2 separate regions of the Homo sapiens genome follow, and region 2 is linked to region 1. A link is an interaction called in ENCODE POLR2A ChIA-PET data of the cell type or tissue named here. Cell type or tissue: PC-3. All regions are shown on one strand. Each heading gives the region's core, and the rest is flanking DNA. Links, peaks and the distances in the headings are about the cores only.

Region 1 (8,077 bases), core at 1,646-5,645:
TCCCTGACAGGTAAGCTACTGACTTAGTTAAATATGAAAGATTTGATGCATCAGAGTCACACTGCAACCTAACTTTTCAACTAGTTAAGTGGTTCATCAAAACATCTTTGTTACTACTTAAATAGCCATTGACTGAGGCCTGATGAAATACATTCTGATGCACTCATAAAAACACATACTATATAGCTATATTTCAAAACGTAGCAGTTCTGTATACTGAAATATAGTGATTTCCAAGATAATAGTTATGATTGAAGATATATTACATTGAAAGCTAGAGAGACAGATAATCTCTATCTCTGGAGTGATACATAAAAAACAAGTAATAGTGGATGCCATTGGGAAAGATTTTGGAGGGCTGGGGCCAGGGGAGAAGGAACACATAGTATTTTTAATATATATTCCATTATATAGAATACTGTTTGAATTTTTTCCCATGTACCTATACTATCCTTAAAAAAAAATTAAAAAGGCCAGGTGCAGTGGCTCACGCCTATAATCCCAGCACTTTGGGAGGCAGAGGCAGGCGGGTCACTTGAGGTCAGGAGTTTGAGACCAGCCTGGCCAACATGGCAATACCCCATCTCTACTAAAAATACAAAAATTAGCCAGGCATACTGGCACATGCCTATAATCCCAACTACTTGTGAGGCTGAGGTGGGAGGACCACTTGAACCCGGGAGTTGGAGGTTACAGTGATGACACCCCTGCACTGCAGCCTGGGGTAACAGGGTGAAACTCCACTTCAAAAAAAAAAAACCTTCCTTGACACCAAGAGTCTTTAGAGTTGGTGTCTTGTATTCTTCTATTTTTTCCATTTATTCCACAACCATTACAGAATGCTTGCTAATATATATACTAGGTGCTTGGCTACAAAAAGAATAAGACACAATCTCTGCTTTCAAATAGCTACAGTCTAGTTGTAAAGACAAAAAAGCAAGCAGATAACCATTATGCAGTGTAATGAGTATGGCTTATCTTATTTTCCTTATTTAAAATGTGAAGACATACACACACATCCAATTCCACTTAAGCTCTTTTCCCACTGCAATTATCACATTCTAACAGCCTATGTAATTTATTTATTTATGATGTTTATTTTCAGTCTTCCCTCATTCTACAAAGGTGACAATTTTTGCCTTTTTAATTCATTGATCTCCAACACCTAAAACGTGAAATATTTCAATAGAAGTTTGTTGAATGAATGTTGAATAAATAAGTGCTATGCAGTATAAAAGCATGAAAAGGGAGCTACCAGAACATAACAGAATGAACACCAACCTTGTATATGGAAGTCAGTGGGACTTCATAGTGGAAGTGACATTTGTGCCAGGTCTTTTGGCAAATCTGGGTGACTTTGACTGGAACACCTAATATTCTAAGAGCAAGCAAATGAGAAATACAGAAACATGAAACATGTAGGAAACGGTAAGTACAAAGGCATAGAGATATAAGAATAGTACATCTGGAAAACTAAACATATGGCAATAAATATTAGTTGTTGGTAACTGTGTAAGCTGGGTGATAGGTTCTTAAAGATTCATTATGCTACTCTTTTTTGTGTGTATGTTTAAATTTGTCCATAATACAAAGTTAAGAATTAATAAACTGTTTTAATGAGTATAAAAGAATAGAAAAAAGAATTTCTCTCTTCCAATGTCTATATATATAAATCTCAGAGAAAGCTCTGATTGTCTCTACTTGGTCCATGTGCTTCTCCCTGAAACCAATCACTATGGTGTAGGAAGATAGAATAACATAATGGGCTCAAGCCTGGAATAGGTACTAGCAAGTCGGGGGGAGGTGACAGGGGCAGTGTAGGGAGCTAGAGGACACCATGATTGACAGTTCCACCCGACCACATGGAATAGGGGAAAGAAGAGTGTCCTAAGGAAGGTTGGTGGCTGATCCAAATAAATATCATGGCCCCAAGGAGGGCTTCAACTGATACTGGAGATGAGGCAGTCAGAGAATGGATTGGGTGGCAGGAGACAATGGAGATAGGTAGAAAGGCCTTATTTTTCTAAATAAGGTCAGGCTGAATCAGGCTCTGGAATCATAGAGAAATTTGTTGTTGGGTTGGGGTTGTGAGCAGAAGGTAGAAAGAATGAAAATATGAATCTCACATTAGCTACATCTGGACACAAAATACTCAAAAATCTCCTGCTTTCCCATAGAGGGATATTTGAAGATTGAATATGGATAACAACTTTTAATGAAAATGCTATAATTTTTCAGGTAAATTGTAATGTTTGATGCAATTAGAAAAACATCCCCAAAACAGCTTTGATTTGGTTGTCATGTGACCAAACCCTGAATAGCTTAGCTTAGTACAAAAGATATTCAAATACATGTCTCACATATGCTCAAGAGATTGAGCTGAAGGAAGAGACAAAGCAGCACAAGCCATCTGTTTAGAAGGTACGCAAGCTCCAGAGTGAGTGTGGAGAGAAAGGGGCCTCCAGTCTTCCAAGACCAGTGGGTAGCAGAAGAGTCAAAGACTCCAAGAGGCAGAAACAAGATCCAGAACTGGGGCAGACACAATGCTTGAAGCCTGTAAAGGAACATTGTGCCTTCTACTGTTGACCATACAAAGGTCTTTCCCTCAAAACAGTTCCACACACTTCTCTAGGAAATCTTCCAGCATATCTCAGCAGTAATGAGCTGTTCGCTAGTGGTGTGAGCATCCACAGGATTCACTGGTGTGTTCAAGGCTAGCTTGTCAGGAAACAAGAGACAGGTTTTGATGACATTGGGCCAAAGTACCATGAGTACTAGAAACTTGCCGTGTGGCCCAGTCATCTTTCTGCTTCATGAGGTTCATGAAGAATCCATATATGCATGTGCCACTGACAGATGAGAAATTAAAATACCACTTTACAGTTACCTGAATAAATGCCCAATTTCTTAGTGTAGAACTCTTCTAAAAACAAAGTTAGAGGCCGGGCACAGTGGCTCATGCTTATAGTCCCAACACTTTGGGAGTCTGAGGTGGGCGGATCACTTGAGGTCTGGAGTTCGAGACCAGCCTGGCCAACATAGTGAAAGTTCCTCTCTACTAAAATACAAAAATTAGCCAGGCGTGGTGGCATGTGCCTGCAATCCCAGATACTCGGGAGGCTGAGGCACAAGAATTGCTTGAACCAGGGAGGCGGAGGTTGCAGTTAGCCGAGATCATGCCACTGCACTCCAGCCTGGGCGACAGAGTAAGACTCAGTCTCTGAAAAAACAAAACAAAAAAACAAAGTTAGAGCAAGCAGCCTATACTAAAGGCCTACAAGGGCCTTCGTCTCCCTATGACATACCAAAATCTCACTTTCTTTCCTGCCACATTAGACAAGATGCAAGCAAAAAATGTACACTTAGCTATGCATTTGAGGAAGAAAAAACATGGCCAGATCCCAAGGGAAGGCCCTGATTCAGCTTACCTATTCCTGCTGCACTAAGAGAAAGCTGAATGGAGGTTCATAACTCTGTTCATGTTAAACATGGATCAATTGATTCCCTAGAATCTGGCCAATCTGTAAACAACCCCTCTCTGGGAAAAGGTGAAGATTAGGAAAGAAGGGAAGATACTGAGCCTCCTGTTGGAAGTAAACGCTCAATGCCGCCAAGTGAAAACAGCACTCAGGCAAAAGTTTTCTCAGCAAGGCAATTTACTTCTATAGAAGGCTGCGTCTCACAGATGGAGCAACGGCAAGAGCACACCGGACAAGGGAGGGTAAGGGGGTCTTATTCCTAACGCAGCTAGTCCCTACCTCTGTGTCTTTCCCCTATTGGCTAGGGTTGGACCACAAAGTCTAAGCTAATTCCAATTGCCTATTTTAAAGAGAGTGAGGGTACAAGCTGGAGTGGCAAGGTGAGTAGTTTCCATGGGAAGGATGGTTACAGAGCAGATGACTAAGAATGACTAAGGACAGAACAGGTGACTAAGGATGACTACAGACAAAAGAGGTGACAGAGGCTAGGAGGAGGTTGTTTACTGAAACTAGGGGCAAAGAGGCATAAAGAACAAGGAAGTTAAACTTTAAAATGGAAAACAAAGAACAGGGAAGCTAAACATACTGACATATTGGTTCTTTGAAGAGGAACTCAGAACTCATTGTACTTAACAATTTTTCTCCCTCTTGAATTTTAAAGGGAGTTAACAGGCTAAACTTTGAAGAGGAATTTACTGTATCCTACACTCCCTTCCCTCTAAACACTTGCTTCTCAAAATGTGGTCCAGGGACCAGCAATATCAGCAGCACCTGACAGCTTGTTAGAAACATAATCTTGGGGCCGGACGCAGTGGCTCACGCCTGTAATCCCAGCACTTTGGGAGGCCGAGGTAGGTGGATCACGAGGTCAGGAGATCAAGACACAGTGAAACCCTGTCTCTACTAAAAATATAAAAAAATTAGCCAGGCATGGTGGCATGTGCCTGTAGCGCCAGCTACTTGGGAGGCTGAGGCAGGAGAATCGCTTGAACCCGGGAGGCAGAGGTTGCAGTGAGCCAAGATCATGCCATTGCACTCCAACCTGGGTGACAGAGCGAGACTCTGTCTCAAAATAAGAAAAAAAAAAAAAAAAAAAGAAACATAATCTCGGGCCCCAGCCTAAATTAACAGAGTCAGAAAACTGCATTTTAATAAGATCTCCAAGCAATTCGTATACACATTAAAGTTTGAGAAGCACTGAGATTCTTTTTTATATTTTTTGTATTTTTTTATTTCAATAGCTTTTGGGGTACAAGTGGTTTTTTGTTACACGAATTGTATAGTGGTGAATTCTGAGATTTTAGTGCACCCATCACCCAAGTAGTATACATTGTGCCTAATGTATAGTTTTGTTTTTGTTTTTTTTTATCCCTAGGCCCTCCCCACTCTCCCCATTCTGAGTCTCTAAAGTACCACTCTGTATGCCTTTGCGTACTCATAGCTTAGCTCTCACTTATATATGAGAACATACGGTTTTTGGTTTTCCACTTTTATGTTACTTCACTTAGAATAATGGCCTCTGGCTCCATCCAAGTTGCTGCAAAAGACGTTATTTCGTTCCTTTTGATGGCTTAGCAGTATTCCATGGTATATACATACCACATTTTATTTATCTACTCATTAGTCAATGGGAACACAGGTTGCTTCCACATCTTTGCAATTGTGAACTGTGCTGCTATAAACATGCATGGAGAAGCACTGAGTTTCTGACTCTGAAGTTCATGCTCAGATTTTCTGTCATTTGGGTCTTTTCTCACTTCCTAAAATAGTGCTCTGCATATGGCCAACGGTTAATGGAAGAACGTTTAAGAAATTCTTGTTGGCATTTATTTAATTCCATTTGAAGGAAGAAGACCATTTTTGGGAAGCCAAAACACGTTTACCAATGAGTGGCTTAAACAGAGACAGAAGTATACTAACAACAAGCAAACAGAACGGTTCTAGACCTACACAGACAACTCTGTGGAGCGGGACAGATGGGCATAGTAATTCTACTCTCACTCCATGCTACCGCTCTTAATATTCCCTCCCTTCCTCGTTCATGCTCGCCTTTATCGGAGCTAGTACTAAGCTCTTGTGTTGAGTTCTGCTTCATACACAGGTTAGTAACGCATGGGTTCCATGTTTCTCAGAGCCGTGTCCTCAAACCCAAAATCTAAGAGTGAGATACTGCACCATTAAGCCAGCACACAGTGGGAAAATAAAAAGCAATTTGGCATGTCAATATTTCTTAGCTTTAAATGGTTGTGACCACTGTGACCCAATTCACGTCTTATTTCTGACAGGAGCCAAATTCCAGGCCTGGGTCTTTATCCAATATTTGCCTCCTGTAGCCTGTCCTATCTAAGTTATTTTAAGGACTGGTAACAACAAAAATTCGGAGTGCCCAACCTCTAATTTCTTCTCTTTGCTCTACCTGATGCAATACCTTAAAGTAAAAAGAGCCGGCAATTGGCAAATATTTATGAATTAACTGGAGTTCTGTCACAACATTCTTATGGGATCCAACAGTGACAGGATTTAAGAGCAATAATTAAAGTTACCATCTGTCCAGCACTTATGCTTCACAACAACCCTATGAAGTAAGTAGTAGTCCCACTTAATGAATGAGGAAATTAAGTTTTCAGAAGTTGAATAACTTGCCCAGGAAATAGTCAAGATAGAATTCCAGATAACACTTGTCTGAGTCTAGAATCTTTTAACCACTGAACTTATACGATGTCTCACTTGTAAGATACCACTGCAAACGCACTGTGTGAGCAGAGAATCATCTCCCCTCTCCAGGGATAATGTGAGGATCAAATGAGATGAAAAATGTCAAAGCATTTAGGAAAGTAAAGAAATACAAGACATAATTTAGCACGCTAAAATTGTGTCCAACTAAAAGCCCTAGGTTCTCTATAAATGACAACGGTATATGTGAAAAATGTTCACCTTTATAATTAGAGCTATCTCATTTAATTCTATATACATTTTTAATTTATCAAATTAGAAAATATTTCTTAAGAGCTCACCCTTGACGTTGGCAAGGAGGTGGTGAAACTAGCATATTGCTGGTGGCAGCACAAGTTAGTACAATCTTTCTGAGAAGCAAGTTGACAATGTGTTTCTAGACTTTATTAAAACTTGAAATAATGTTTTGTAAGAAAAAATAAATTAGGAAAAAAATTTAAGTATAAAGATAGTTAAGAGCATAGATTCTGGAGCCAAATTTCTTGGGTTTAAGTCCCAGCTCCACTACTCATTAGCAGTGTAATCTCAGGCAAGTCTCTGTGACTTGGTGTCTAAAATGAGGATAACAATAGCACTGATTTCACTAAGTTATTATGAAGATTCAGTGGATTATTATATGTTAAGTGCTTAACCCAATGCCTGGCACAATGTAAATACTATATGTAAGTGATATCTATTATTTTTATCTCAGTGTTATTTATAATAGCAAAATCTTTCTGACTATAGAAGAATGCTTAAGTACACTATGGTACACTTACAGTGGAATTTTTTTTTTTTTTTTTTTTTTTGAGATAGAGTCTCCCGCTGCGGCCCATGCTAGAGTGCAATGGCACGCTCTTGGCTCACTGCAACCTCTGCCTCCCGGGTTCAAGCGTTTCTCCTGCTCAGCCTCCCAAGTAGCTGGGATTACAGGCAGCCACCACCATGCCCAGCTGGTTTTTGTATTTTTAGTACAGATGGGGTTTCACCATGTTAGCCAGGCTGGTCTTGAACTTCTAGTCTCAGGTAATCCACCCACCTCCGCCTCCCAAAGTGCTGAGATTACAGGCGTGAGCCACTGCACCCGGCCACTTACAATGGAATATTGTACAGAATATTAAAAATTAGGCTTTAAAAGAATATTTAATTACATATAATGTAAAGTAAAAAGCACAGGAAGCAAGCCTGGGGAACATTGCAAGACCCTGTCTCTACAAAAAAAATAATTAACCAGGGGTAGTGGTGTGCACCTATAGTTGCAACTTCTCAGGAGGCTAAAGTAAGAGGTGAGAGGATCCCTTGAGCCCAGGAGTTTGAGGCTGCAGTGAGCAATTATCATGCCACTGCACTGCAGCCTGGGTGACAGAGAAAGACCCTGACTCAAAAATAAAAAAGAAAAGAAAACAACAACAACAACAACAAACAGTAAATGAATTGTGTATATTGTTCCATACCACTTATGTTGGCTAAAAGAGCACTTTTTACAAATATAGATGCCTAGGAAACAACTGGTAGGAATTACATCAAAATATTAACAAAGAATACAACTGGGTGTAGACTGGGGGGTTCTTTATACTTTACTGTATTTTCCAAAGTCTCTACAGCAGTGTTTCTCACACTTTAATAGGTAAACAAATCACCCAGTATGCTCGTTAAAATGCAGCTTCTGGGTTAGTAGGTGTGGGATTTTCAGATTCTGCATTTCTGATAGGTTCTCCTGTGATGCTGATGATATTGGCCCAAGGTCTACATTTTGAGTAGGAAGGTTTTAAAGCAGCATATCTGAACCAATATACTGGTTAACTGAGACCCACCCTCAGAGTTTCTGATTTCTTAAGTCTGGAGTAGGATCCTAGGATTTGCATTTCTAACTGTTTCCCAGGTGA
Region 2 (8,077 bases), core at 2,776-6,775, 780 kb after region 1:
CATGTTTATTCATGTTCCTAAGTGGATTACTACTGCAGATCAGCTGCCAGCCATGTCTTATTTATATAATTAGTTGTAGCTCATTAGTTAAAGATTAACAAAACGAAGTACATATTTTGAGTGTTATAGATTTCTTCACCTATTCTATGGGTGCAAGCTGCAGGCCAGTTGTGTAAAAACAGCAAGTTTTGTTATCTTAGATATCTGACTCTCAGAATATCTTTTAGAGCAAGCTTGTCCATCCTGCAGCCCACGAGCCACATGTGGCACAGGATGGCTTTGAATGCAGCCCAACACAAACTTGTAAACTTCCTTAAAACATTATGAGACTTTATTGCAATTTTTTTAAAGCTCATCAGCTATCGTTAGTGTATTTTATGTGTGGCTTAAGACAATTCTTCTTCCACTGTGGCCCAGGGAAGCCAAAAGATTGGACATTCCTTCTTTAGAGGTTTATTTTACCCACGGTTTTCTTCTGATATTTGTACGATTTGGTTATGGTAGTGTAGGAAAGGCCTGTTGCGGGGTCTTACCGAGCTCTGTTCTACCGTATTACATGAGATCATAGTGTGAGGGCATGATAGGCCCTTGGTAAGTCTTGTTTGAAGTGCTTTTTTATTTAGCTGAATAAAAGGTGGGAGGCCTAATGTCCGGGGTGATAGGCTGGGAAGAGGAACTTCCCCTTTTGTCTTCAGTAGGAATTGGGAATATCTGTGAGTGAAACTACTAAGTTCTGATGATTTTTATTCTTCTTAGCTTCCATTTTATGTGATTGGGAACAGAGTTTGGCAATTACATAGTTTGAAATAGTGTTTAAAATTATTTATTGGAAGCTCTTATGGACGTGTCTGACTTATTTAATACATTTTAGAAATTGGTACATGTGCTGTAGATGATTACTATTGGGCATGTGTGTGGGTATTCTTTTAACCAATAAGCTTAGCATTCATAGGAAATACAACCATGGTGGGAGCTTAGTAGGTGATCTGAAATGAGCAGTGTGAGAATTGTGGAATTTCCAAATATGCAGTGTTTGGTTTCTTCGGAACAGGGTTTCTAAACCTCACCAGTATTTTCGCTTTAGGCAGGATAATTCTTTGTTGGAGGGGACTGTCCTGTGCATTGTAAGATGTTTAGTGGCTTCCCTGGTTTTTGTGTATTACATGCCAATAGTGTGCCCACCCCCCACTTCACTTGTGATGACCAAAAATGTTACCAGATGTTGCAAGATGTCACCTGTGGGTACAAAATTGCTCCCTGTAGAGAACTAGTATTTTGGAATAGTGATTCCCATAGGCATGTGATGGACCAACTCATCAAAATCACTTTGTTGTTGTTGTTGTTTTTTCTTCTATACATACAGCTTCCAGGGTGAGATCTTTGAGTAGCAGTCTGTGGACAGACTGAATGAATAGCCAAGCAAGAATTTGTTGTTTAAGTGGGAATGGCTGTTGGTTGGCTTAAATTTAAATATGTGTTGAGGCGGGGCATAGTGCAGTGGCTCACGCCTGTAATCCCAGCATTTTGGGAGGCTGAGGCGGGTGGATCACCTGAGGTGAGGAGTTCAAGATTAGCCTGGCCAACATGGTGAAACCCCGTCTCTGCTAAAAACACAAAAATTAGCCGGTGTGGTGGTGCACACCTGTAATCCCAGCTACTCAGGAGGCTGAGGCAGGAGAATTGCTTGAACCCAGGAGGCGGAGGTTGCAGTGAGCTGAGATCTTGCCACTGTACTCCAGCCTGGGCGACAAGAGCAAAACACCGTCTAAAAAACAAAAGCCCAATAAATGTGTATTGAGCTGCACATAAAGAGATTACCAATTAAAGAAGGTTTTAGAGACAAAGTATAAAATTTCATAATTGTGATTTGATTAGTAGTGGTGATTTTTTTCCCCTTTTACTTACTATGAGTTATAGTTGTGTGTTTTTCAAAATTTGGAAATAACTACTAATAAAGTTCATAATTATTTTAATCTAGGTTTTGAGAGATTACCTGAAGTTGCACTCAAAAGCAAGATATACTACTAACTTTGAAATGGAATAAGGTGAGTTGGTGGATTAGTTCCAAAGTCACATTGCAGGGAGGAAATGTCACTCAAACTGTCATTCTTAGAAGACCTGCTATTTGGCCAGGCGCTGTGGCTCACGCCTGTAATCCCAGCACTTCGGGAGGCTGAGGTGGATGGATCACCTGAGGTCAGGAGTTTGAGAACATTCTGACCAACATGGTGAAACCCTGTCTCTACTAAAAATACAAAAATTAGCTGGGTGTGGTGGCACACACCTGTAATCTCAGCTACTTGGGAGGCTGAGGCAGGAGAATTGCTAGAACCCAGGAGGTGGAGGTTGCAGTGAGCCGAGATTGTGCCATTGCACTCCAGCCTGGGGGACAGGGCGAGACTCCATCTCAGGGAAAAAAAACAAAAACAAAAACAAAAACAAAAAACCCTGCTCTTTATAGCAGAATTTTGATTTATCAAATGTCCGATATTTTCTGCCCACTGGCTTTTCCCTTTTTGAAGTGGAAAAGGAAAATATGGGAAATGCTTGTGCAGTTTTAGTCATTGATTTCTGAATTCATTGTTGTCATCTTTGCAGATGAAATAGTTTGGATAATTTTCTGGCTACTTAAGAAGGTTTTCTGTTACATGTTTATGTTTTCCCTCCATAGTGAATGCATTTAAAATCTTCTCTATGTTTCTTGAAATTAGGTGAGAGCTTATACTTCAACCCATGTTCTAAGAATCTTGTTAACTCTAATGCATTGGTGTATAGTTTGGGGTGCCAGGCTTTTCCTGAATAATTGAGAAATGATCAGATGATCTACCCTTTGACTGACGTATACTGGTATATGCATTACTATTGCTCTTCGAGTGACTGTACTGGCTTACTCATTTCTTAAACATTTTAAACAATTACAAAAGGATATTCTTTTATTGAGAAAAACAACAGCTTAATGCAGATTAAGGGAGACGTATTTTATACAGGCCAAAAATACTGTCATATGTTAAATTCTGGGGTTGTATAGGTTTCATTATACTTAACCTTGATCTCAGCCAGATGCTGAAACAAAGACCTTGGAGTTTTTCTCATTTGTTGCTTTGTCAGAAGAAAATTTCCTAAGGAGTCAGCTCTTCTGGAGTGACTGCATCCTATAACGGATGGTCAAGTTATCTGACCATCTCCCCTCCATAAACCTTTGTGCAGAGCTTAGGGGATGGGTAATTGGAGCACTGCTTTTAAAGTGGCTTGCTATTTGTGACCTTCCTTGAATTTCAGTAAGGGAAATTTGGGAATCATTATCTCTGAAAATGTTTTTAAAGTACATTAGGGCACTTTTCTGGGTTACATTTATTTGACCGTTCCCAGCATCATTCTTCTTTAATAGAGGTGGAATCTAAGATTTTTAGATATCTGTAATTTTTAGCCATTTGAAAAATCCAGGCTTATAATAGCAACACAACTGAAAAACTGTCTTTGAAAACATAACATCTTTGGAACTGCCAAGAATTGCTTAATGGTGAAGCAAGCAGCCTGCAGGAATGCTCTGTGAATGTAGCTCTGCTCTGGTACTTCGAGAGGGAAGAAAAGTCAGTACATATTATTGAGTGCCCTGTGATTTTTACCTCAATCTTGGAAGCTGTTTTTCTAGATATACTTTTTTTTTCCCTCCAGAATAGCTATATGTTATTGAAATGTGCACCTTCAGTGCAGTTCTCAAATGTCTTAATTATTTTTTTTTTTTTGAGATGGGATCTCACTCTGTCTCCCAGACTGGAGTGCAATGGCATGATCTCGGCTCACTGCAACCTCTAACTCCCAGGTTCAAGCGATTCTCCCGCCTCAGCCTCCCAAGTAGCTGGGATTACAGGCGTGTGCCTCCACACCCAGCTAATTTTTGTATTTTTAGTAGAGATGAGGTTTCGCCATGTTGGCTAGGCTTGTCTTGAGCTCTTGACCTCAGATGATCGGCCTGCCTCGGCTTCCCAAAGTGTTAGAATTACAGGCGTGAGCCACCATGCCCGGATGTATTAATGGTATTTTAATAATAACTCTTGGTTGATAAACTTAAACATGACAGTTTTGAGCAGGCACCTTAAGTTCTGTATACTACCGTGAGGCCAGGCACTTGTTTAGCTTCTGTGTCATACAGCTACCCCTTGTATTTTGTTCTTTTTTTTTTTAGTATAATAAATCTATAGTTTTATTAACACAGAAACTGATAGTGTGGTATGAGGTTTACGTTTAAACAAAGTTTTCACAGAAATCTAACACATGCCTAAAAAGATTTTACAATCTAGCTCTAGATGCAAGTCCAGACAATATCAAGAACTGATGGATCTCATGACTCAAGACAGAGCATTTTGGGTTTCAGTTACTTGTTAGGATTTCTTAAAAATGGTTTTTGTTTTTTTTTTATGGGTTTTAATACACCTTGTCTTTTGAATTGAGTTGCTTCGTTTGATAACTTGAACCTCTGGGCACTGAAATATCTTCTTTTAATAGAAGTGATATCTGGTAATGCTGGTACAGTATCTCTAATAGGTCAGGTGGGAGATTCTTCTGTTATACATCCATTCTTACTCAGGTCTCCTCAGGCAACACAGGAGGAGGCCATGACTCAACAGTTCTCCCAACCTGTTGGTGACATGACTCTTCGCCTTCTAAGTGTATACTTCCTTCCTAAGTGCTATTTCTCTACTTAAGGGATATCTAAAACAATTTCTATACTCTAAAAGAAAGAAAAATCTACACACACACACACACACACACACACACACACGCATGCACACACACACAACCTTGTATATATATAGTTTTATGTGTACCTTATTAAATCCATCATTCTTTTTTAAATTATTTTTTGAGCAGCATTATTCTAGAATATAAATACTGAATTGAATAAGCATACTTTTTTCTTTTCCTTTAAACACACTTTTAAAATACAGTTTTTAAAATTAAATAGAAACATGGTCTCACTGTGTTGCCCAGGCTGGTCTGGAACTCCTGACCTCAAGTGATCCTTCTCCGTTGGCCTCCTGAAGTGCTTGGAATAAAGGCATGAACCACCGTGCCTGGCCTGCATGTAACTTTCGACTCCTCCAGAACTTAACTACTAGTAGCCTACAGTTGACCAGAAGCCTTACCAATAACATGAACAGTTGAATAACATGCATTTTGTATGTTATATGTATTATATACTGTGTTGTTACAATAACATAAGCTAGAGAGAAGAAAATGTTATTAAGAAAATCCTATTGGGAGGCCGAGGCGGGTGGATCACGAGGTCAGGAGATCGAGACCATCCTGGCTAACACGGTGAAACCCCGTCTCTACTAAAAATACAAAAAATTAGCCGGGCGAGGTGGCGGGTGCCTGTAGTCCCAGCTACTCGGGAGGCTGAGGCAGGAGAATGGCGTGAACCCCAGGGGGCGGAGCCTGCAGTGAGCCGAGATTGCGCCACTGCACTCCAGCCTGGGCGACAGCGAGACTCCGTCTCAAAAAAAAAAAAAAAAAAAAAAAAAAAAAAAAAAGAAAATCCTAAAGAAGAGAAAATATATTTGCTATTCATTAATGGAAGTGGATCATAAAGGTCTTTATCCTCATTGTCTTTGCATTGGGTAAGCTGATGAGGAGGAGGGAAAGAAGAGATTGGTCTTGCTGTCTCCAGTGGCAGAGGTGGAGGAGGAGGAAGGGGAGGCAGGAGAGGCAGGCACACTTGGTGTAACTGTTATTGAAAAAATCCACTTTTAAGTGGACATGCACAGTTCAAACTCGTATTGTTGAAGGGTCAACAGTGCTAGACAGTTTTATTTTCTAAATGCTAACTATAATACAGTATAAAAATACTAAAAATGTATAGTAGCTAGGGGATGATTAGAGAATCTTCCTTTCATCTTTGGCTGTGACTAGTTTGAATTGAGTTTGACATGGCCTGAGGTCACTTCAGAATTATTTTGTTACACGTTTTTATTATCCAAAGCCCATTTCTTTGTTCTTAAAGAAGAAAATGATAGGAAATCCTTTAGCCTAACAAACATTTTTATCAGCCAGTAGAATGGTGATCTGACTCTTTCGTATTTACTAATGCTGTTGTACCCTTTTTCTCTTCAGTAGGAACAACTTATTCTCACTCAGCTTTTATTTTTATGTTCTCCAGAACATAAGAGAGCAGCTGCCCATGCCAAATAGTTACCTCTTTTAAACTCATTCTACTGGAGCAAATGGTAAGAGGTATTTGAATTAAGTTGTCTTTGGAGGGGTGTGCCTTATTTCTTAATACCTGATTATTTTTTTGGGCCCAGATCTGCATGGGTATGATTGTCTATAGTAGTATATTGTAATTTTATAATGGTACCATGTTGCCCACTTTCTTGACTGTCTCATATATTTAAAATTTGCTAATAGTGGATTTGAACAAAAGTCTAAAGGAAGGAATCAGAAAATAAAGAAGAGAGAACATGAACTATGTGGATGTAGTTGGAGGTCAGGGTAGGAATTGTGCAGAGCTCAGCCCCACCCCCTACTGTCCCTATTTGACTTAAAAAGTTGGGTGACATGAGCATTTTTGAAGACCTGGCTTCTGAGACAGCAGGTCACACGGCAGAACTGGAGAAGAAGCTTGGGAGAAGCTTGCATTTGCCAGTTGATCATGAATTGCTAATGTTTCTCGAAGGGCTTAGGAAACAGTGATGGGGATTTTATTTTAAAACCTGGACTTCATTTTAATGTTTGTCAATCCCTCAGCATATTTTATATATAAGAGGAAGTTGTAAATGTCTTCACTAGTATTTAAGTGCCTTTCCCCAAAACCATGTATGGAAAATTAAGGCCATATGGTGGGTAAAGTCTTAAATGTGGGGAAGTTCAGCATGCCACGTTCTGGAGCTTTTGGTGCTCCTGCGGGGAGGGCTTTATTGTATCTTTTTGGAAAAGATTTTTAATAAGCAGGAGAATGTAGCGTTGAATGTCCTTGGCTTGAAGGCCATTACTACTCACATCTGCACAAAATGGGCCAAGGTCTTCAGTGAGTAGATGATAAGGGAAACACAGTGGTATGGGTGGGCAGCCCTTCCGCCTGATATCAGCCTCTCAGAGCAGGGGTGTTTCCTGAACCGTTGCTGTCTCAGCACATGACTAGCCTTGAGTTCTGCCTGTAATAGTTTCCTTAATTAAAACGGTCTGATTGGCACTCTGGATGAGCGTTCAGTAGGTTAAATAGTGAATGGTTGCTGTAGAGCTAACGGACTTTGTTTTCTTTCAGGGTTTTTTTTTTTTTTAAGTCTATAGCTTAATTCAGTAACTGACCCTTGTCTGCTACCGACCAGTGTTTTTTTCCAGTCAACTGAAAAGTAAATGTTTTGAGAAATTGACTAGGTAACATTTGATAAATATCTGTCTTTGTGTAGGGACTTTCAGGGCTGTTCTGGCCTGAAATGAAAGCTTTTGGGCCAGGGGTGATGGCCCACACCTGTAATCCTGTAATTTGAAAGGCTCAAGGAGGATCTCTCTTTTTTTTTTTTTTTTTTTTTTTTTTTTGAGACGGAGTCTCGCTCTGTCGCCCAGGCCGGACTGCGGACTGCAGTGGCGCAATCTCGGCTCACTGCAAGCTCCGCTTCCCGGGTTCACGCCATTCTCCTGCCTCAGCCTCCCGAGTAGCTGGGACTACAGGTGCCCGCCACCACGCCCGGCTAATTTTTTGTATTTTTAGTAGAGACGGGGTTTCACCTTGTTAGCCAGGATGGTCTTGATCTCCTGACCTCATGATCCACCTGCCTCGGCCTCCCAAAGTGCTGGGATTACAGATGTGAGCCACCGCGCCCGGCCAAGGAGGATCTCTTGAGGCAAAGAGTTCAAAACTAACCTGGGCAACATAGTGAGACCCCATCTCTTAAAAAAAAATTAGCTGGACATGGTGGCATGCACCTGTAGTCCCAGCTACTTGGAAGGCTGAGGTGGGAGGATTGCTTGAGCTTGGGAAGTTGAGGGTGCAATGGGCCATGATCACACCACTGCACTCCAGCCTGGGTGACAAAGCAAGACCCTGTCTCAAAAAAACAAAACAAAAACCTTAAAG

Evidence for each region. ChIA-PET counts read pairs that join two places held together with the same protein. Peaks named below come from ENCODE experiments on the same cell type or tissue, not always from the same donor. Only the 100,000 strongest peaks of a DNase experiment are listed, where the experiment ranks them.
Region 2: POLR2A ChIA-PET joins it to region 1 with 5 read pairs; 1 of 35 experiments calls an interaction of 5 or more read pairs at or near these places.

What each region holds. Positions count from the first base shown.
Region 1 is chr14:70,632,481-70,640,557 of GRCh38, forward strand. It overlaps TTC9-DT (TTC9 divergent transcript), which reads right to left. Exons shown (of 3, transcript NR_110071.1): 2 at 1,282-1,378. Among named protein-coding and RNA genes, the nearest start is that of TTC9-DT, 4.8 kb to the right of the region's middle. RefSeq lists an enhancer at 3,318-4,517. In PC-3, for the core only: no CTCF peak of the experiment used is centred there; a DNase peak (open chromatin) is centred at 3,921; H3K4me3 peaks cover 485 bases; H3K27ac peaks cover 1,384 bases.
Region 2 is chr14:71,411,970-71,420,046 of GRCh38, forward strand. All of the region lies in intron 2 of SIPA1L1 (signal induced proliferation associated 1 like 1), which reads left to right. Among named protein-coding and RNA genes, the nearest start is that of SNORD56B, 18 kb to the left of the region's middle. In PC-3, for the core only: no CTCF peak of the experiment used is centred there; a DNase peak (open chromatin) is centred at 4,622; H3K4me3 peaks cover 367 bases; H3K27ac peaks cover 787 bases.